Regions from separate parts of the Homo sapiens genome. Here region 2 is linked to region 1. The links are chromatin loops, found by intact Hi-C in ENCODE. Cell type or tissue: heart left ventricle. All regions are shown on one strand. Links, peaks and the distances in the headings refer to the core of each region. The heading gives the core; the rest is flanking DNA.

Region 1 (11,384 bases), core at 1,664-9,663:
GCTGAGACATGAAGATGAAATAACCCACAGCTCCCATCTCGAAGACGTCATGACAAGGTAGGGGAGAGAGACATGAGGACAGGCAACAGAGGAGTAAGAAAAGTGCTGCAAACATTCCCAGAGTGCTTCATTGGAGCCATGAGGTACTTGAAGAGGCAACTAACCCATTTGGCAGTTCAGACAAGACTTTCCAATTAAGTGCCGAAAAACAAGGATCAGTTAGGCAGGCAAAAAGAGGGAGCAAACAGTGGTTTTGGGAGGAATTAGGTGACATGCTGAAAGCCTGGGGGTAGAAAAGAATGTTTGTGGCCGGGCGGGCTCACGCCTGTAATCCTAGCACTTTGGGAGGCCGAGGTGGGTGGATCACGAGGTCAGGAGTTCGAGACCAGCCTGACCAACGTGGTGAAACCCCGTCTCTACTAAAAATACAAAAATTAACCAGGCGTGGTGGCGCGCGCCTGTAATCCCAGCTACTCGGGAGGCTGAGGCAGGACCCAGGAGGTGGAGGTTGCAGTGAGCTGATATCGTGCCACTGCACTCCAGCCTGGGTGACAGAGTGAGACTCTGTCTCAAAAAAAAAAAAATTTTTTTTTCTTTAACAAATTATTAGAATTGATATATGGAAAGGATTCTGTTTAACTTACCTATGAAAATACCATCCTGGCCAACAATGTTGAAACCCCATCTCTACTAAATATACAAAATTAGCCGGGCATGGTGGCGGCGCCTGCAGTCCCAGCTACTCGGGAGGCTGAGGTAGGAGAATAGCGTGAACCCGGGAGGCAGAGCTTGCAGTGAGCCGAGATCGCGCCACTGCACTCCAGCCTGGGCGACAGATCAAGACTTCGGCTGCAACTCAAAAAAAAAAGTTTGTGCAACAATAATTTATACACGACTCGAGCTTAGAGGGTGAAGGGCAGGGTAGGTGGGGAGAGATGACGACGGAGAGACAGGCAGGGAGGATGTTGGGGGCGTTGCCGGGATTCTCTGGTAAAATGGCCGTGTCTCCGGTTGATTGAAGCCCTCCAAGAGTATGTTTTGGGGGGCAATGATAGGAACAGTTGGTCTCTGTGGAGTGCTTTTGCTATGTCGAGGTGATTTGGAGAAGAGCATACCATCACATAAAGGCGGGGCGTTTGGGGAGATGCGCAGGGCAGGAGTGGCTGGAGAAGTCGGAATAGAGGGGACTATAGAGGGGATGGGTGGACAAGGCGCCGCTGAAGGGCCTTTGTGGAAAAAGAGTGTGTTCCCCAGGACCATCTGGAAGAACGCCGCTTCAAGCACAGGACGGCACCTTCAGTACCAACGTTTGCCCCCGACGGGGCTGGGGAAATGGCATGTTGGGGCCTTGCAGGAAGGAGGATCATCCAAAACACAGGCTCTTTCTAGGCTCCAGACTCAAAAAGAAAGCAGAGGCGGGAGTGGGAAGGCCCAGGCCTAAGCCCTGATGAGTCTGGCGGGGATTCCACCGTGTGAAGGAGCAGCTGAGGCTGCAGGAAGTAGAGCCCCGGGGGCTGTGGAGATTCCAGGCTGCGCTGGTGGAGAACAGGGAGGCCCAAAGGCCAACAACAGGGAAAACCACAGTGTGTCCGGAGTTGGTTCCTGCCAGTGGATTCGTGGTGGTGCTGACTTCAAGAACGGAGTCGCCGACCTTCCCGGTGAGTGTTACAGCTCTCAAAGATGGCACGGACCCAAAGAGTAAGCGGTAGCAAGATTTACTGTGAAGAGTGAAAGGCTTTCGAAGAGAACCCTAGCGGCTTACTGCCGCCGGTCGAGGTGGCCAGCTTTTATTTCCTTATTGTCCCCGCCCATGTTTGGTTTCTGTCCTATCAGAGTGCCCTTTCTTTCAATCCTCCCTGCGATTGGCTACTTTTAGAATCCTGCTGATTGGTGCGTTTTACAGAGCACTGATTGGTGTGTTTTAGTCTAATTAGTGTGTTTTATGCTGATTGGTGCGTTTTACAATCCTCTTGTAAGACAGGAAAGTTCCTGATTGGTGCATTTTACAATCCTCTTGTAAGACAGAAAAGTTCCCCAAGTCCCCACTCAACCCAGGAAGTCCAGCTGGCCTCACCTCTCAACAGAGCAGAGGGAGGGCAGCTGGGATGCGGGGGCAAGGCTGACTTCCAGGGTTCCACCTTGGCCAGCGAATGGAAGGTGAGGGGGGAAATAGCTGAGGGGAAGGGAGTCTAGATGGAGAGACAGCTCAGTGCTGGGCTTGTTGGGTTCAACCATTTTTGGAGCTTTGAGGGCACACCCACTACAGGGGAGGAGAAGATATTAAATTTAATTCTAAATTGTGGCAAGAACGTCACATGGAAACAGCCTCTGGTGACGCACCTGGCAATTGTGACTGTAGTGATCTCTTTTCCAGCCTACGTTCATGCCGGCTTCAGACTGAAGCTCATTCCTTTCTTGTCCCTGAGGTTTCTTCACGACAAGCAGTCCTTTAACTGCATGAATGCTTTTAAATCCTGGGTCATGCAAAGACTTCCTAAGATCCTGAGTAAAACATGAGGTTGCCCAGCACAACTCCGTGGCTGATTTTCAATAGTTTTCTCAGCTTTATTCTCAACTCAATTTTGTTATTCTAGTCAGCTGACCTATGGCATGACTATCACACCTCCATTATTTTAGAAATGGGATTTCCAACCTCAGCACGTCATTCATCTGAACAACTTCCACCATGGTTTCCTGTTCATACAAGCAGCCCTCCTCCACACCGCAATTCCACTCCTGTGCCAATTCTTCTTTTAGAGTCAGGAGCCCAGAAAGCTTCTACAATGCCAATTACAAGGCTCTTTGTGACAAGCATTCTAATCTACTCAAACAAAAAAATGCGTATTTATAGCATTCGTTCAACTAAAAAAGTATACTATATAAAGCCCAAGAATGTAAGTTTACGTGTAAAAAAACTGACACCAGCAATTTTACCTCCTCCTTATTTTCCTCCAGCTGCCCAGTTAGGAGGATTGTTTGTTTGGTCTATTCATCTTCCCAGTCTTCTCACTGAATTCTCCTCTGACTCTCCCAGGGGCCAAATCTCAATTCTTGTCTTCTGTTCACCCTTACTCCTTGGCTCTCTCCTCATCCTTACTCCTTTCTCTTCTGTTAAAGAAGCAGGCCCATGTGCAATTCCAGGGAGTATTATTGTTAGTACTACATTTTCTGTCACATTCTTCAGAGGCGCTAGACTCCTTGCAAAGCAAAACTGTGGGCACAAGGCAACCTAAGACCTAATCCCTTCAACAGGGTCTTGGTGCCCTGTGTGCGGTCGCCCCCGAAACCAAGTCAATGGTGCTTTCAAAGACTACAGCCAGCCTCTGTCTGCATCCCGGCCTGCGCCCCGGGGAAATAGTAAAGCAAAAGGTGCCTTACAATAAGGGGGTGAGGAAAAGCCTGCCAAGCGGGTGGCGTTCAGATGAGATTGCTTACTCTACATGCGCCCTCAATTTAAAGGGACGAGTGGCCCGCCAAGCCTTCTAAGTCATCGTGCCCATTTCTCAAGAGAGGGCTCTCTGTGGGCCGCACACCAGTGTGACCGTAGAGAATAAGGGTGGCGCCAGTCACGTCCTGAGAAAGCGACGAATGTGTCCTTGTGAATCGGTCAAGGTTTTCCCTTGCAGGTGGCCTGACTCAAGGGCTTCGCAGGGACACAGGGACATAAGAAAAAACTTTCAAAAGTTTTACCATCAGGGAAAAAGCACATCAGGACCCGCCGGTCATTGCAGGTCATGCCAGCGGAAGCTTAACCGAGGGAGCAGGGCGCACAGACACAGCTGTGCTCCAAGAGTTTAAAAAGCATTTTGGCAGATGTTCCTTGGTGATCAGTTGGAGTCTTTGGCACGAGGCTGGCATCTGGTGTGTTTCCTGTTCATTACTGATGAAATTGTCTGACGTGTCTGTGTCTCATCCGAATACAACAGAAAAAAATGCCTGGGAATAAACACCCTAATCTAACCCTTGGAGCAATGTGTAGGTACTGTTTATCTTTGAAATAAATATTCAGGTCACATAAACTGCAGTTCAATGTACAAAGCAGAATTTAATATGAGGACATATAAGGTTTAAATATCATTGCATAGTAGTGACTTTTTAGGTAATCACAATTTTATATGCCTGTTACATTTGTGGTAGGAGTTTAGCTAGATTTTGCTGGAAAACTACAGCTTATTTATAAAGTACACACATTATTTTAATCGTACAAAAATGTGTAAAATATCTTACTCACCATGTAACATGGGCACCCCAAAGTACATGAGTTTCTTAAGAAGACATATGAAATCTTCAAGGCTATAAAGAGGACAGGAAATGACTCACTTCCCAATGACTCCAGGTAGATTAAATACGCCCCCCCTTTTTTTTAAGACAGTGTCTCACTCTGTCATCCAGGCTGGAGTGCAGTGGCACGATGTTGGCCCATTGCAACCTCCACCTCCTGGGTTCAACCAATTCTCCTGCCTCAGCCTCCTCAGTAGCTGGGATTCCTGGTGCATGCCACCATGCCTAGCTAATTTTTGTATTTTTAGTAGAGACTGGGTTTCACCATGTTGGCCAGGCTGGTCTCAAACTCCTGACCTCAAGTGATCCACCCGCCTCAGTCTCCCGAAGTGCTGGATTACAGGCGTGAACCACCGTGCCTTGACTAAATACACATTCTTAATTTAGCAACAGGAAACAATAGAGGAAAATAATGACACATACTCACTGAACACACACCAGTTCCAGGCAATGTGCTAAGAGGTTTACGTTAATTAGCTCAGTTGACCCTCTTAGGAGCCCTGTGACATAGGTACTTTATCCCCATTTTATAGATGAGAGACCTGAGGTTTCAGGTTGAAGTTACCTGTCTAAAATCTCCAGAGTGAGAAAGCAGCCATATTCCAGAGAGCCTGCGTTATGCTGACAGAGAAATATGGATACATGAGAAAATTTATGCAGCACCTTAAATATGTGCCTTTCTAATTGGAAATTCTGAGTGTTTCACAAGTACAAGTACTTTCCTACTTCTTCAAAAATATTAATTTTTTTGGAATAATGATAAAAGCTCAAACCTGTTCTGCTGGACAGGAGAAAGGGCAGCCGGGGGGCGCACAGAGGGAAAGCCTCCCTTTCTGTCTGTACTCCCTGTGGTTAAAATGTTACTATTTGGCCACACTGGCCTCCAGACATAACTGTGGCCAGGCACAGAACGGGGTTTCACACTAGGGTAAACCCTCAGATCTTCAAGGTCTATTCCCAGGTCTTTCCAGGCAGGTCTGGGGCTTGGAGTGTGGGAGCTACTGCTCTGTGGGCTGCTGCCTAGACGGCAAGCTCCTGGTTTTTGTTCGTTTGTTTTGTGTTTTTTTGGCGGAATTTTGCTCTGTTGCCCAGGCTGGAGTGTAGTGGCGTGATCTTGGCTCACTGCAACCTCCGCCTCCCGGGTTCAGGCGATTCTCCTGCCTCAGCCTCCCAAGTAGCTGGGATTACAGGCGTCCACCACCATGCCTTGTTAGTTTTTGTATTTTTAGTAGAGATGGGGTTTCGCCATGTTGGCCAGGCTAGTCTCGAACTCCTGGCCTCAAGTGAGGCCAGGCCTCCCAAAGTGCCTGGGATTACAGGCGTGAGCCACCATGCCTGGCCTGAACGTCTTATTATTTAAAAGTGTGTTGGGGTGGTGGTGGGGCCTTATTCCTAATACTTAAAATCATACACTGATGGCCAAAATCACACTACCAAGTATGACTTAGGAATTGAGAACTCAAGAAGATAACTTCAAGTACTTCTCCCCTTCCTAGGTAGAGGAGAAAACCAAACATCATATATAGGGAGATAGGATTCTAAGTCATGGTACAAACCTCCCCAGAGGAATTGTGAGAATCAGCTTTTCTTAAAGATCCTCACTTCCCCGTTTGCTAGTGTTTCTGAGTGATAACCAAGACCATCATTCCCAGGAGAGCACACGCAGTAAAGTCATCGACATCATCATTGCAGTTTCTCACTAGACGCCTTGTGCTGAGTGATGCACATTCAATCTATACTGTGCACCTCTTGATTACTGAAAAGTGGTTAAAGCTAGATTACAATAGTGCCCCCTTATTCACATTTCCCTTTCTGAAGTTTCGGTTACCTAAGGTCAACTATGTTAGAAAAATATTAAATGGACAGTTCCAGAAATAAACCTTTCTTAAGTTTTAAATTTCAAGCTATTCTGAGTAGTGTGATGAAATCTTGTGCCTTTCCGCCTGGGACATGAGTCATCCCTCTGTCCAGCATATCCTTGCTGTAGACACCTCCCCGGCCCCCAGCAGTCACTTGGCAGCCGTCTTAGTTATCAGATTAACTTCCTGTGTTCAAGTCATCCTTATTTTACTTATAATGGACCCAAAGCGCAAGAGCAGTGATGCTTGCAATTCAGACGGGACAAAGAGAATTGTAAGTGCTGCCTTTAAGTGAAAAAGTGAAAGCTTATCATAGGTACAAATATATAAGAAAAAACATTGCCGGGGTGTGGTGGCTCATGCTTGTAATTCCAGCACTTTGGGAGGCCGAGGCGGGTGGATCACTTGAGGACAGGAGTTCGAGACCAGCCTGGCCAACATGGTGAAACCCTGTCTCTACTAAAAATACAAAAAATTAGCTGGGCGTGGTGGCACATGCCTGTAATCCCAGCTATTTGGGGGTCTGAGGCAGGAGAATTGCTTGAATTCGGGAGGTGGAGGTTGCAGTGAGCCGAGATTGCACCAGCAGTGAGACTCTGTCTCAAAATAGAAAAAAGAAAAAACATAACGTAATCAGGTTCTGTGCTATCTATGGTTTCAGTCATCCACTGGGAGTCTGAAAATGTATCCCCTATATATAAGAAGGGGCCACTGTATTTCAATTCTCTCAGTCCTAATCTAAGTCTATACTTTTCAAAGATTTATCAATGAAAGCAAGTCAAGATCAATTGATTTTTGTTGTTGTTAAAACAACTGTAGGACTCCCACTAGAAGCCCGAAAACTTTTTAAGGCAAAAATTGTGAGACACGTATTTGGTAGTGTGCTTTTTTAGTATTCTGTAAGTAATTTCAAATATTAGCAGTAAGATGGTTTTTAAATTTTGTTTTAGAGAACAGGCATTTGTATTCCCTAGTAATTATTGTTATGAATGATTTTTGGGTTAAATAAACAAAAGTTTGTGGTCTAAGCCTCAATTTAGATGTGATATAGTGTTCTAATAGTAGAAATTTCAGTTATGTTTAGATAGCCGCTACACCATTTGGAGAAACCCACGTTGGATGTAAGTTGGATTTTAAAGTGCACAGGCCCAGCAGAGTCACAGTTGTGTGATGAAAGCATTAGTATGAATGCCTCCACTAGGACTAAATAAATTGTCAGTCGACAGAACATTGAATAGAGTGAAATAAGAACCCCCCTGATTACTATGCCAGGTCATATAATCCATAGGGAACTAAGTTCTGCGGGAAGAGAATCAGATAATGCTAGCTTCAAATAAACTGAAATCCCACAAAATTCAATGGTAAATGAAGTTACTAGGGAAAAAAGAAAAAAAAAACCCTAGTTATTTCAGCATCATTGATACCAAGTGGAAATCTCCAATCCATAATCCATATCCCTTGAAAAGGAGATTTGTAGTAGGTAGGGATCAAATAATTAGTTGACCCAAATAGTCCTTCAAATACCTGATAACGTGAACATTATCACTGCCAGTCAAAGGGAGAAAAAACACTCGTCTTACTACACTCAGAATGTTCTAAATCTTCAGTACGCTATAGCTTTCTCATCAATGTGTACAGTGGTGTAAAATGATTTTCCAGAGGTCAACTCTTGATAAAATGTTCTACTGCTATGAGTCATTAAGTAGGTGAATGATGATTTATGAATGGAACTTACACGTTGGATACCAAGAAGACTAAAACTCACATCTCGTAGATAGTACCTTATGTCTTGATAGAAAAAAGATATAGATTAGCATCACTTCCTAGTCACTAAAATAGTTTGTAATCTTAAGTAATGAAATACGTGACATTTGTCATATTGTTCTATACAGTAATAGGGAACAATCCCAGCTTTACAACTATATTCAACTTTGGTGCAGTCACCTCTGATGCTACCTTTCCACAGAGTGGCGGGGGTCCTGCTGTCCCATTCCCCAGCTCTGGCACGAAGGGAATGGATTCCAAATGCATCTGAAATGTTCAGTCTGCTGCTAAGCCCTGAGCGGCTGCCTCCAGCTATGAGCAGCCTCATCAGTTGACCCCAGTCACCCATTCAAATATGATTCTGCAAGTGTACCATGATTGGAAAACCTCTGGGAAGCCCTCTTGTGGGGAGCCCACCTGACCCCGAGTTTTGGCAGGAGCCAGGCCTCTCAATGTACCCCTTTCTTCTCCTTACCTTTCTCCTTTGTGGAGAAAAAAGAATGGATATGGCATTTGGCAGGGTCATACAATGATGGAGGGAATTTTGTCAGTTGTGCAAGAGTTTGCGGAAAGCATGAAGATGAATGGACTTGGGACCAGAGGTGGGAATGTGGGTGTGGCCATCGCAGTAATTGACAGGAAGTGACGGAAGTTCAGGCAGGCCCATCACTCACTCAGATGCTATTTATCAGGCACCTCTCCCAGGCCAAGCACATTTGAGAAACGGGAAGAGCGAGCTCCCACTTCACCCTTCTGAGGCCGGACACTTTCTGTGTGACCTCCAAAATAGTGGAATTCCAAAAGACACATTTTTGGAAAGGTGCCTTTTTTTTTGAGACGGAGTCTCGCTCTGTCTCCCAGGCTGGAGTGCAGTGGCACGATCTCGACTCACTGCAACCTCTGCCTCCCAGGTTCAAGCGATTCACCTGCCTCAGCCTCCCGAGTAGCTGGGATTACAGGTGCCCACCACTACGCTCAGCTAATTTTTGTATTTTTAGTAGAGACGGGGTTTCACCATCTTGGCCAGGCTGATGTTGAATTCCTGACCTCGTGATCCACCCACCTCGGCCTCCCAAAGTGCTGGGATTACAGGCATGAGCCACCGCGCCTGGCCTGGAAAGGTGCCTTTTTGTTTGCAGTGTTTTTTCTTTCTTTTAGCAAATACCGCCTGAAACAGTTATAAAGTGCGGAGGTGTTAGTACAGTAGAGAGCCACAAGTTAATGAATCCAGAGCCCAGGAAGAAAACCATGCCTTTCCGTGTAGAAGGTTCTGCTGAGAGGATGCCAACTCTCAGCATGTGGCAAGGGTTTGACACAGGAGATTCTATTCCCAATCTGTCAACCACGTATACGAACTTATGGATATCATTTCCCGATATATCTCTCTGGGCATCTGATTTCTCATCTGTAATCAACAGAGTGTTAGTTCTTATGATCAACAAAACTGCTTTCACTTCTAAGGGCTTTTGATCAATTTTTAATATTCTACATCGTTTAATTTTTGATGCTTACAAAAAGATCCTGGGTTATCTCTCAGATATGGAAACTGGACTAAACCATTTTCTATACCCTGCCTCTCCCACAATAACTTAATATAGATATATGCTTAAAGTGAATATCAATTAATCTTCCGTCTTGAAGATTAAAATATGAGTAAGGAGTACAGTTTCACTTTTGCAGATGGAAGAGCTGACGATGGGACAGCCAGCGCTGGCACGGCCTTGATAACATGCACGAACCAGGCTCTGGTGCACTTTAGAACCTGTGAGCGACTTGCTGCCTTCACCGGCCTTCCAGCCAGCCAACTGGCTTCGACACCAATATCAGGGCTAAGTCTATCAGTTGACTTGACAATTCTCTAGGGACAGGTAGGAAACAGGATATAGTGGCATTTATTCACTCAACAAATATTTATTGAGCACTTCCATTCCAATTGCAATTAAACATTAGCGATAGGAAACTCAAGGAAAAACACCATGGCGCTCCCACCTTCAAGGGTACTCTGTATACTTTCACACCAACGAAAGGACAAACAGTCTGAAGGAAGAGGAATGTTATCCTAAATTTATATAGACTGCAGAGATTAAGTGCAAAGCTACTATTTTTAGATAAAATCCTTCTCAGACAAGACCATAGTAAAAGGATTAAAGGACAGTGGTTGAATTTCAATGTTAAATGGTATCTCATGGGAATATGAAAGACTTTGAGACTGGCAATGGCTTTAGTACTAGGACTATGAGGATTGTACCCTTAGGGATACATCACACTAGGACTTGGCTTTGGATCCAAAGAAAGCGCCCAGGAAAGCCTAAAGGGAGAGGTACCAGGGCTGGAGAAAAGTCTTTCTCAGCAGCAGCCAAAGATGGGTGAAAATAAATGGTAATTCCTCCTGGGAACCCAACAGCCAAAACATAGTGGCTTTCAAAAAATATTTTTGGGAAGTCATAAATCAATATGATATCAAGGAATAAGATTACTTCAAATATGACTATACCAAGAAGCAAGACTTTCTACTAAAGTTTAGCCATCATTCTGAAATGAACATACTGTGAAACATTTAGCTCCTGTCTTCACAGAAAAGAATCATTTACTCGATGTTCTGCATAAAACTGGGGCTTGGAATTCTGCTGTATAATCCTCATACTACTTTTATATTCCATTTCTCTCTCTAACCTGGGACTGTGAGCTGTTTGAAGCAGGAATGGTATCTTCACTCTTGTCTACCCAGAGGCCAGGCATGGTATTCAGCCCAATCACTTTAGCACATAAATACTGCTTGAATGAATAAAATCACTTCGTTATTTTGAAAGTTCTTTGACTCGTATTTGGAATTTTAAAAAATCAGCATGAGTTCTAAATTGGATTTGTCTATTGAAACAATTGACAGTTCAGTCTCAAAATTCCTATATATTTTAAATCTACTTCCTTAATCATCAACCCCTATTAAATTTTCTGTGATATGAAATAACTTAGGTGAAATTTACTGTGTCCACAAAGTGGAAGCACATATACAATGGAAAAAAAATTAGCTTAACAACAACAAAAAACTTCACCAGAATGACCAGTGTTTAAAAAACAAAACAAAAAATAATCTGTAGTAGTTTGGGATGTTTCCTATGATGAAAGAAAACAGACAAAAAACTGACATGGCCAGCAGCCTTGCTAAAGATAACTTGTCTCCATAAGTACACATATGCCAATTCAACCTGGCATAATACACATGCAGAACTGAAATCTTCATTTGGTTAATGACCATAGAGTTTATAGCCCTACTGAAAAACACATACACTCCTCAGGAGCAGGTTCTGTTTTCCAGTGTGCTTTGCAATACACCAACCATTTAGATACTTGGATGCTTTTGACAGTCAGTCCCTAGTGCAACTGTGGAAAGCAAGCCTATATTGCTCTGAGAGAAAAAGAAAACAAAGAACAAAACAAAACAAAAATAGCACACTCATGTATACTTATCAAGTTATAGTT
Region 2 (11,384 bases), core at 1,339-9,338, 120 kb before region 1:
CCACCCACGAGCTGGACACGCGACACCTGGGGCTCCAGCTGGCCATGCAAAAGGGTGAGGTCTCCATCCCTCCTTCCGTGACAAAAGTAAGCTCTCCTTTCTGAAGAGCCCTCAAGCCAGAGACTGAACCCCCAAATAAAAATACAACAGAGGTCAGCTCTGAGAAACCAAAATGACTCATCACCTCACCTCCTGTCCTAAGTCCCTGGCTTCTCACACTCTCCCCTCTTGACTGTGTTTCGAGGCAAGGAAAATACCTATCATTGCCAATTATGGAACCTGTTACCAATGAAGGCCACCTTGGCTGCAAACTTATCTTTGATATGGGACATTCTCCATTGCTTGTGGTGGAGAGAACAGACCCTTTTCCCTTCTATGGTAATATGCCCCAATGGAGGTTTTCCACCACGTGAATAATCTAGACGACAGGTTTTCTGTGTAGCATCTTATGCCAATCTACGTCCCTCGTGCACAGCTTTGGAGAAGGGTCCATAGCTCTGTCTAGAGGCCCGTCCACCCTGAGCCCAGAACATCTCCATCCCTCAGGCGGCCGCCTGCAGCAGTGCAGCTGGAGGAAGTAAGTATTTTAGAGCATGTTTTCATACCTTGCTACTAGAGAAGTGGCAAAGCACTCTTGTTTTTGAGAAGTGATAACCTCTTAGAGATGAAAAAGGAAAAAGCTAAGGGGAAGCACTGAGCTGGGGAAACTCTTACAAATCAAGAATCTTATAGCAGAAGAGTTTTGCTTCTTTTGGAAACTGAATCAGTGTCACTAGTGGAATTACACCCCCGTGGGGGATGGGGGGGCACTGTTGTCTGGCAAACAGTGCAAGTCATTTGTCACACCTAAACACGACTAGGTTACCCTCAGCTACACCGTGTCTCCCACCGTGTGACCTGTGATTTCTTCCTGCTCTCCTTTCCATCTGTGTCCATAAAGACTTGGAGTGAGATCCGGTTTGCTTTTCTGCCTCCTCTGTCCTATTTGCCAGAGAAAACATTCTGGAATTCCTCCCAGGAACCTTCCCCCAGTGGTTTCTGTCCAGCCATCCGCATTCTGTCCTTTGGGGAAATATTTCTCCTACCATTCTGCACCAGCAGGTGTGCTAACGTAAGCCTGTGCACGAGCACCACTTTGCCTGAAGATCACATCTGTCACAGGAGTGTCTGTTCTGTGGACAACACTGAGGAACGCCTCTCTTTCCTCATGCCAAGCCACTAGCCCTCCACAGACACTTTCTAAAAACTGCCACCCACATCACAAATGGCTGCTTTTACTTCTCTCTCTACTCTCCCAGCTCGTTTTAAATGCTCCAGCTTAAATTTATCACATGTCCTCACTGGAGTTTACGGATAGCTTCTAATGTACCCTAATTCTAGAGTTATGGGAGAGAGGAGCAAATAAAGTACAGGATGTGGCTAAACCAATTTGTAAAAGGAAAGGAAAAAAATGCAACCCAGGCAGAAAACAACGGCATTCTTTTCCTATTAAATGTAAAGCAAATATTAAACTCCTGCAAGGATTTTAGAATTTATATCCATACCCATGCATTTATATCCTAATTGCTCATCACTATGGGAACCAGGTATTTTTGACTGATACTTTAAATATAATAAAGACACAAAAGAAAAAAATAGATCCAGCTTTCTGGGTGTAGACATTTTTCTAGGTGGTGCTTAATGAATTTAAGCTTCTGAGAGATGGTTTGTATTCATTGGATCCCCTATCCTGATACCAGACCCTAGTTCCTTGGTCTTAAACTGCAAGGATCAGACTCGCCTGGAGGCTTGTGAACATCCAGACTGGTGTGGGGCACCGCCAGAGTGTCTGACTCACTGGGTCTGGGAGGGGCCCAAGAGCCTGCAGTTCTAACAGGTGCTATAGATGCTGCTAGCTTAGGGCCCACTTTGAGAACTGGCTGCTTAGCTCAGTGTTTTGAGAATTAATAAGAGAAGGACACGTGGGAGATGAGACTCTGACATTAAGGATCACACCAAAATACCTCTACGCCCTTCGCCGAAGTCCTCACTTGGTGTCTTCATGTGCATATTCAAAACTCTGGAATTCAAGTTAATAATAAGAGCATGGAGGCCTATGCTCTATGAAATGTCCTGACAACATCCCTAACTTATCTCAAAGAGACTTACTACACATTGAATTTAGGTTTCACAGGGAAGTTTTTGCATGTTAATTAAATGCCAATTGATTACTAAAGGCAAATCCACTGAGGATTAACTAATGTCACTGACATGGACTTCTGACATAACTGCAAAATCCAGTGCTTAACAGATAGTAACAAGCTGTCTCATTAGAAATCAAATGACTATGGAAGAAATCATGTTTAAATGTGGGTATTTTTCATCGTGAGATTTGCTGACACATGGCAGCAAACAGACTTGATTTGGGATAACATTTTCTAACTATTGTCCTTAGCCTGCCGTGTTTCTGAAGCTGCTCCTGCCACAGCAGAATGCCTCTAATGGATGACCCCCCACTTAGGACAGCACTGACTCACCCACGCAAATCCAAAGTGTGGTGCATGCAAATTTTAGCCTCGAGTTCTAGTCTCAGAGCACAAAATAGTAACAACTACAACAAAAATAACAGCACCACGCACTGAGTCTACTGTGCTTCATGTACTACATGAAAGAGGAACCGCAACACCAATATTCCAGTCAACGGAAACGGGGCTCAAAGGGACTAAAGAGTGGACTGACCAAGGTGACACGTGCAAGTCAGTGGTGGAGCTAAGATCAAAGCTCTTCGCTTAATCACTACAGATATATTAAATATTAAACATTTACAGTCTACACAGTCTCTATTTTGTTGAAGATTTTTATGTGGTACATAATAGAATCATTTTACATGATACATAATGGAATATTTATTACGTTTTACAAATAAAACTGAGGCCGAGTGAGATTGGGAGAGTTACACAAATTCACAGAGGAAGTCCATAAAATGCCATGATTCTAACTAGACTACAAAGCCCCCTCTAAGCTCTGTCATTGCTCTTGGAGAATCCATTCGTGTGCTTCACTTGGTAAGTTCAGAGGTACTTACAAAATGCCTTCTATGTGCTAAACACTGGCAAAATGAACTTGCTGATAATTTTTATGACTGATCAACTTGAATGATGAGCTCCTATAGATTAAAGATGGCCACGTGTTCTTTGATGCGCTTCCCTATTAAGGGGAAACTATTTCCCCTCCCACAGGAATTCTGGGCTAGTCTGAGGCCCAGTAATTATATCCCAATTACTCATCACTATGTTTACCAGGTACTTTTGACTGGTACTTTAAATATTATAAAGACACGAGAGAAAGAAAAAATTGCTGGCCAGGTGCGGTGGCTCACGCCTGTCATCCCCACACTTGGGGAGGCTGAGGCAGGTGGATCACTTGAGGCCAGGAGTTCGAGACCAACCTAGCCAATATGGTGAAACCCCGCCTCTACTAAAAATACAGAAATTATCCAGGCATGGTTCTCAGCTACTCGGGAAGCTGAGGCATGAGAATCACTCCAGGAGGCAGAGGTTGCAGTGAGTCGAGAGTGCACCACCGCACTCCAGCCTGGGCGACAGAGTGAGAATCTGTCTCAAAAAAAAAAAGAAAGAAAGAAAAAATTGACAAGATACAGACTGCTGGGTGTAGGCATTTTTCTAGGTAGTGATATAGTAAGTTTAAGCTTTTGAGGGACAAAAGAGAAGGAGACTAATCTCTTTAGTCTTCTATATAACTCATCATTCAAGTTGACCAATCATAAAAATTATCAGCAAATATATATTTTGTCAGTGTTTAACACATAGCAGGCATTTTGTAAATTGCTCTTAACTCACTGAGTGAAGCACAGAGGTTGATTATCCTAGAGAAATGACAGCTGAGAGGGGGCTTTGTAGTCTAGTTAGAGTGCATTTTATGGACTTCCTCTGTGACTATTCAGCTTTGACTAACAGGGTATGGTGAAGTGACTGCAGGCCAGTCCACAGGCTTCAAAAGGACAGGCAGCTTCCACCTTGGTCTCCTGGAGCCCTGTGCTGCCAGGTAAGAGATCTGACAGTCCCGCCTTAGAGGCTATGGGGAGGCCCTGAGATGACATGGGGAAGCTGAGGTATCAGCTGAGCCCAGGCTTCCTATCCCTACCAGAGTGCTGGGCCTCTGACAGAAGCCTTCTTGAACCCCCAGGCCAGCCCAGCTACTAGCAGAAAAATTTCAGGTGTCTGAGCCCATTCATGCTGCTAAAACAGAAGACCACAGACAGGTTGGCTTAACCAACAAACATTTATTTCTCACAGTTCTGGGAGCTGGGAAGTCCAAGATCCAAGCACCAGCAGATTTGGTGTCTGGTAAGGACTCACTTCCTGGTTTGCAGATGGGTACCTTCTCATTGTATCGTCGCAGGGGCAGAAAGCAGAAAGGGAGAGCTAGCACTTGTGTCTCTCCTTATAAGGAAGTAATCCTATTCATGAGGGCTCCATCCCCATGACCTAATCACCTCCCAAATACCCCACCTCCTAACACCATCACATTGGCAGTGAGGATTTCAAAGGTATGAATTTTGAGGGGACACAAATGTTCAGTCCCCAGCACTAGGTGACCTCAGTTAATACAACATGAACTCTTGTTCAAATTCCTCACTTCCCAAATGACAAAACATAGTCAAATTGCATGTGCTTTCAGTCACTGACTTTTGGGGTAGTTATGCAGCAATAGGTTACCAGAAAAAAAAACACTTGTTACCTGGAAGAGGGGTGCTTCTGAGACAAAAATGGCAGCATGTGGCTCAGGACTGGAGACCTGGTGGTGGAGGTGGAGCAAGGTCTGGAAGGCCTCAAGACATCTGTTAATGGGGAAGGAGGGACAGTGAGAAATTGTTATTAGAGACTGGAGTAGAGATAGCCCATGTTATGTGATGGCAAACAGTTCAATGAACCCATCCCTTGACGAACATGGAAAACAGAAGGTACAGCTATGAATTCATGAATTAGGCCTAGGAGCTTCCCAGGTGGCATACAGAACTCATCTCCTGGTTGTCAATGATAAAATTCAAAACAAAGATGAACCAAAAAAGGAACTGTTAGTTTTTATAAACAGAATGTAGAAGAAATATAAAGGAGCCAGGACTTGCTAGGTTTGAAAATAAAACTTTCTTATCCTTAGTCTCTCCCAGCAAAAGATTCTCAAAGGAAAAACTGGTTCCACGGCAAAGATCAAACCCAAGATGTTACTGCAAGATTCTTTGTTAGGTCTTCAGAAGGTCTAAGGTGGTGTCTCACAGGTCATTTCAGACAGACGAAAGTCCTGCAAGGGACGTTCAAGGCATGCCTCAAAGAGCTTCTCTACTAAAAAGATGGCTTCCATGGCTCCAGACAGCCTCCCAAAGAGCTAAAGTTAAAGAAAGTTCTGTGTGGCTCCAGGGAATTGGTGTGTACTGAGAAGGGGAGGGGCCCACACGAGCTCAGCCTCCCAGGAGACTCTTCCACAGCTGCAAGGGCATGCGTAAAGCCATCTTGAACCCTCTGGACCAGCCCACTTGCCAATGACCACAAAGTGATCCCTGTCAAACTCTATGTGAAGCAGAATAATCGTGGGCCAGTGCCTGCCCAAATTCCTGATCCACAAAATTGTGAGACATAAAAAGATGATACTTTAAGACACTAATTACAGAAGTCACTTCTCACACATCAAATAACAATTATGACATGAAATTTCACAGCAAATGAGATGAGATGAGCACTCCAAAGGTCAAGTGGAAATTGTTATCACCTTCTTTGTGTTCATATCTGCATATGGTTCCACCAAGGTATGACCTGCTACTAACCACCTAACAACTAACAACCAGATGCAAATTTCTTACCCTTTCTGCAGCAATAGACACAGTTCACTTACCTCCCCCCACCCCACCCCTCTGCCCTTCTTGAAACTCCTCTCGGCTTCCACTGCACACTGAACTTATCATTTTCTCAACTCCGCTTTCGAAAATGGCTACCATTTGTCCCTTTCTATTTTCACTTCTACCACCTACTTTAAGCCATTCTCTCTCTTACCTGGGCTGTTGTAGTTGCTTTGTAAGTAGTATCTCTACCTCCAGGATGTTCTAAACCTCATGTCATACTAATTTCCCAAAGTGCAGCTCTGATCATATCCAGCCCTACCTCCTACCAAATGTAAACTATTCAGCAGCCAACATACATTACTCACTATTCTCCAAATATATGCCCCAGATCTTTACACATGCCATTTCTTCTCCATAGAATAACTTCTTTTTCTCACTCAACATCCCTCTCAGCCTTTAAAAGTCAGCACTATTGCCACCACTGCACTGCTGTTTTCCTCTCTGAGGAGGTATGGACCTAACCCCCCCAGCCTAAAGTCAGTCTCCTTCCTCCCAAATTCCCATGGTGGATGGCTCACAATTGCCTAACAGTTTTACCATATTCGGTCAAGTGATAAATTCATAGGTTCACCCTCTACCAGATTATATGCTCCTCAAGGTTGGGAAGTAGATCCCAGCTGTGGAAACACAAGAAGTCCACACACTGGGGAAGACAGACCTTGCTCTCAAAAAATGTTATATTCAACAAAAGACAAGACTAACACAATGAACACTTAGAGAATGAAATAAGACGGGATATAATGAATTTCTAAATTACACGGTACAGATTATAAGTGCTTTAGGAGATTGGAGAAGTAGAGGAGCTATCGTGGAGTGCTGGAATCATCAAGTGCAACTTTGTGGGTGAGGCAGAATGTGCACTTGTAATGTCAGGCTGGGAGGAGACAAGTGGAGAGGAAGGAAGCCACTTCAGACAAAGAAATCAACATGAGCTCACAGACAGGAGCGGATAAACACTATGTATTCACAGAAGAGTGAGGAGATGGGCTTCAGCTAATTAATTCTCCAGGAGTAGGGAGACTCTCCAAGGCAGCCTCTTCTCCTAAGAAATCCCTATTCTTACCATAAGCTCACCTTACCTTTGGCTATAGAAATCATTAAGATATTTCCCAGACTAAAATCTGGGACGTGTAAGGGAAAAATATTTGAGTCCAGTACGGGTCAGGAGAATCAAGGAAATACGAGCACCCTGCAGTGAGGGTTTGGGGCAATTATTCCCCCCACCTGTAAGAAGCACACACAGGAGAGTGGACCACTCCCACGGCTGTATCCACTGCAGAGGGCACTGAGCCACAGGCCCTCAGCAGCCCAATCTCTGCTCAGTTTGCAGAACCACTGTCAGTTTTTCAGCCTGTCCTGCTTAACCTAGTGAGCCTTTAGTCATATATGTTTCCTAAACAAGGTTCTCTCACCTTTGTTTTAAAGACTGTGGATCTGTGGCCCCAGGGAGGTTTGAGGAAATGGCCGAAGACCCCACTGCCCATGATACAGCAAACCCAGAAAAGGAAAGCAGCTGTCTGGCTCTGCACCCCAGGGGTTCTCCCTCTCTGTTGTACTTTCTCCCAAGAAGATGAAGTCTTGCACAGGTCACTGATATTATCTAGAGCAATAAGCTGCCCCATGGAAACTATCTCATGACGTGTACTCACTAAGTGTTTGCAAGGAGAGCACCCTCTCCTACCTCCCTGCCAGCCCAGGAGATCAGAATGTCCACCAACACTGTCGCCCTCTCAGGAGGGTGGAGGAAGAAGCAGCAGCCTTTTCTCATCTCTTGTCGGCTTTTCCTGAGGACAGTAAAGAAGATTCGCACGAGATGGGACAATACGCATCCCACAACCATGGTCTCATTCCTCTGGGAGTTGGGGAAGCGGCTCTCCTAGGCTTTCTCTCGAGCTGCCTGTCCCCTCGGGCCACATCACCCTGAAGAGCAGGCCCTGCCCATCTGCTGGGCCCACAGGCTCAGCCGGGAAGTTCAACTCAGGAGAAAGGGAGTAGGGCGCTCATTTGGGCTTCACAAACAAGCCGTTGGATCCAGTTTTTCCAGCCAAGAGCAAATTTGACACCTCTCTGAATTCTCTGTATCTTTTTCCACAAGTTCAGAATTCAGAAGGCTTGAGAAAACTGACTCCCTCAGAACCCTCCAACGCCACCATCCTGAAAGAAAAATCAACAGAAATCGTGCTTCATGGGAAACCTCAGGGGGCTCAGAGCACAGAAATGATCCATGCCAATGGTTACTCATGTGAAATTCCTCCACTCCCTCTCAAAAGGACTCTGAATTCACGACCCCTCCCCAAAATAAACAAAGCTCTGGGCCTGACATTAGTCAACTCATTTCACGGTGTTGTGGGGCCTCAGCCTTGTCCTCTCCATCTTTTTCCCCAATTCTTCTCTGTGTGCAGGGAAGTGCCTCCCACAGGAACCGGGGGTGCCTATTGTTAGCAGAGCTGACCCCAGCCCTGGAGGTGGTACTGACTGCTTCATCGTGGCCTCTGGAGCAAGCCAGCAACCTACAATGCCTTTGAAGAGCCAGATGGCAGGAATATGTTTTCATAGCTACCTTCAAAAATAAGAGAACAATGAAACAGACCTAGACCATGGAGAAGCAAAAAAGGGCAGCTCCTTTATGACTGCAGCCCGTCCGGCTCCATCTGCTCCTGGGTCTGTGGCTGCATGGCACTCAGGCTGACGTCTCCATCCAGGGCTGTGGGTCCTCCTCCTTCTGCATGAACTCCAACCTTGAGTGGGATCCCACAATATCCTTCCTCTGCCAGACCCGGCTCCACCTACTGTCGTTCTCCTAACTCAAACCGTGATTCTTTCTCTGTCAACTGGATGCTTGCCCCAGCCTATAAACTTGCCCCAGTTGCTCCCATCCAGAAGGAAAAAAAGAAAAACCTCTACCTGTCTCTCTAGCACGCCACCTCCACTCTCCTCTCCCCTGGCCAGGTGCTTCAAAGAGCTGTCCATGTGCTCCATCTCTTACCCCTCTCATCAATGCTACCTACATCTGCCCACACCACTCATGGAGACCACTCTCTCCGTAACCATCTCCAAAGACGGCCTGTACTGGGCTAAAGAGTGTCTCCCAAACATTAACATCCACCCCAAGCCTGTGAACTTGAGGTTATCTGGAATTAGGGTCTTTGCAGATGTCATCAAGTTAATATGAGGTCATCAGGGCGGCCCTAATCTAATCTGACTGGTGTTTTTATAAAAAAAGAAGAGACTGCAAAACACACAGGGAGACCACCATGGACAATGGAGGCAGTGACTGGAGTGACGCATCTACAAGCCAAGGAACACCAAGGTCTGATGTCACCACCAGAAGCTAGGGAGGCAAGGACAAATTCTTCCTAAGAGCCTTCAGAGGGAACAAGGCCCTGCCAACACTTTGATTGCAGACTTCTAGCCTCCATATCGATGAGAAAACAAATTATTGTTGCTCTAAGCCACCCATTTTGTGGTACTTTTTACAGCAGCCCTGGGAAGCTAACACATGACCTCTTTCCAGTTCTTCTAGCCACTTGTTTGCAGAATTTGGCACCACAACTCCATCCTTTCTGAAATTCTCTTCATCAGTGATTTCAGCAAGATAACTTTCTGGTTCTCCTCTTAATTCTCTGCTTCTCCCTTGCCTTTTTCAATGTCAGATTCCCCCACAGTTCTGTCCTTACTCCCTTTCTCCTCATTCTACTCTTCTTTCCAAGGAGAGCTCATTTGACTTCTGTCCACGATGACCCCCATATTCACACCTTGCCTCTCCATTGAGCTCCAGACCCGTGTCCCCAAACACTTAACAGAATTCCCATCACATACACCTCATAATACCACCCATCCAGAAGTAAACTCATTATGTGCTATATTAATTTTTTTTTAATTTTTATTGAAGATTGACCCTGGCTATCAGATGGAACACCAGACCTAGTCTTTTCTATGGCTACTTCGGCTTCCTCCCAGCTCAGTGGCTGGTTCTGAAAGTGAGAAACTTAAGGAACACTCAGAAAAAGGTATAGAGCCTTTCACTGCCGAATCACGTAAGCCCCACAGCATCTCTTCCACTCTAGTCATAAATCTGCCCAATTCAAGGGGAGGGAGAATAGATGTCACCTTTCAATTGGAGAAGTGACAAAGTTACAATGGAAGAAGAATGGACGGGATGGGAGATAGTGGGTGCTGGAAAATGCAACCTGCCATGGCTTCCTAACTAGCCTCCCTACCTTAGGGTCTCATCCCTCAACCAAAGTGACCTCTGCATCTGTGCCAAGCTCATGGCTCACCCTTGCTTAAAACAGCTGATAAATCCCATTTCCTACAAAATAGGTTTCTCAAGCTTTCCTATCACCAGGAGCCTGGTTACTTTGCTATTGGCTCTCAGCTCCAAATGCACCCTTGTAAACCCTTCTGTGACACTGGGCTGTGGCTCTGTATACCACACTTCCCAGGCCCCCTTGCCAGCTGCCTCCATTAGGTTCTGCCAAGTAACTAGAAGACACTAGAAGGAAACTCTAAATCAAGTGGGTGGAGAAAGAGGTTCCTCCCTTCTCTTTGCTTCCTGTCAGCATCACCCCTGCATGGGCACTTTACTCCAGCAGTGACCGAAGGTTCCAGCTTCCACTTTCTTTCTATGCTCGCAGAAACAGCCTAGCTGAGTTCCTAAGAGTCCTAGAAGCAGCTGGGTCAGACCCCTTTTTGGAAGCCTGAGTCCCGCCTCTATAAAGCCCTCTCTCCAAGTTCCAGGAGCTGAAAACCCCATCTCTCCCCTTGTTCTCCCAGCCCTCAAGGTGGCACCTGCAGCTGTCAGGGTTACCTTGGTGTTCTCTTCTGGCCCTTTCATGGCAATGCCTATGAGATCAACCCCCCATATAAAAGTCCCTCTTTGAAACACCTAGTGTGGGTCCTCGCTCCCTAACCAGGCTCTGGCTGATAGGGCGTGTTAAGACTTTTCATTATCTGGCTGCAATCTGCCCTTCAAAACCGACATTCCAAGATTCTCTCCATAAAGCCCTCTGCATTCTACCCACACCTACTATTTCGCCCTAATTTTTTTCATCCTCTTACGACTATGTATATACTGAATCGCTAATTTCATGAGGGAAGAAACTGCATCTTAAATATTTTACTTTTTCTATTTTATTTAATTGATGCATAATTGTATATATTTAAAGAGCACATAGTGATGTCCTGATACATACAATCTATAGTGATCAGATCTGGGTAATCAGCATATCATCTCAAACATTTATCACTTCCTTGTGTTGAGAACATTCAATATCCTCCTTCTAGCTATTTGAAACTGTGTATTCTTAACTACAATTATCCTACAGTGGTATAAAAAGCTAGAACTCACTTCTCCTATGTAGTTTTTGTTTTCTTACATAGAAGCTGTACTTTTTAAAATTTTTTTCCTTTTTTTTTTTCGAGATGGGTCTCACTAAGTTGCCCAGGCTAGACTCAAACTCCTGGGCTCAAGCAATCTTCCTGCCTC

What was found. Hi-C counts contacts between places; a loop is a spot of excess contacts. Peaks named below come from ENCODE experiments on the same cell type or tissue, not always from the same donor. Only the 100,000 strongest peaks of a DNase experiment are listed, where the experiment ranks them.
Region 2: a loop joins it to region 1, with 2.4 times the contacts of the local background. A loop is called at or near these places in 7 of 110 quality-filtered maps.

The regions. Positions count from the first base shown.
Region 1 is chr6:163,580,889-163,592,272 of GRCh38, reverse strand. No RefSeq gene overlaps it. Among named protein-coding and RNA genes, the nearest start is that of QKI, 170 kb to the right of the region's middle. RefSeq lists an enhancer at 3,642-4,841. In heart left ventricle, for the core only: no CTCF peak of the experiment used is centred there; DNase peaks (open chromatin) are centred at 3,327 and 6,272; H3K27ac peaks cover 774 bases.
Region 2 is chr6:163,697,362-163,708,745 of GRCh38, reverse strand. No RefSeq gene overlaps it. Among named protein-coding and RNA genes, the nearest start is that of QKI, 290 kb to the right of the region's middle. RefSeq lists enhancers at 293-412, 1,895-1,964, 3,909-4,208. In heart left ventricle, for the core only: no CTCF peak of the experiment used is centred there; no DNase peak of the experiment used is centred there; H3K27ac peaks cover 738 bases.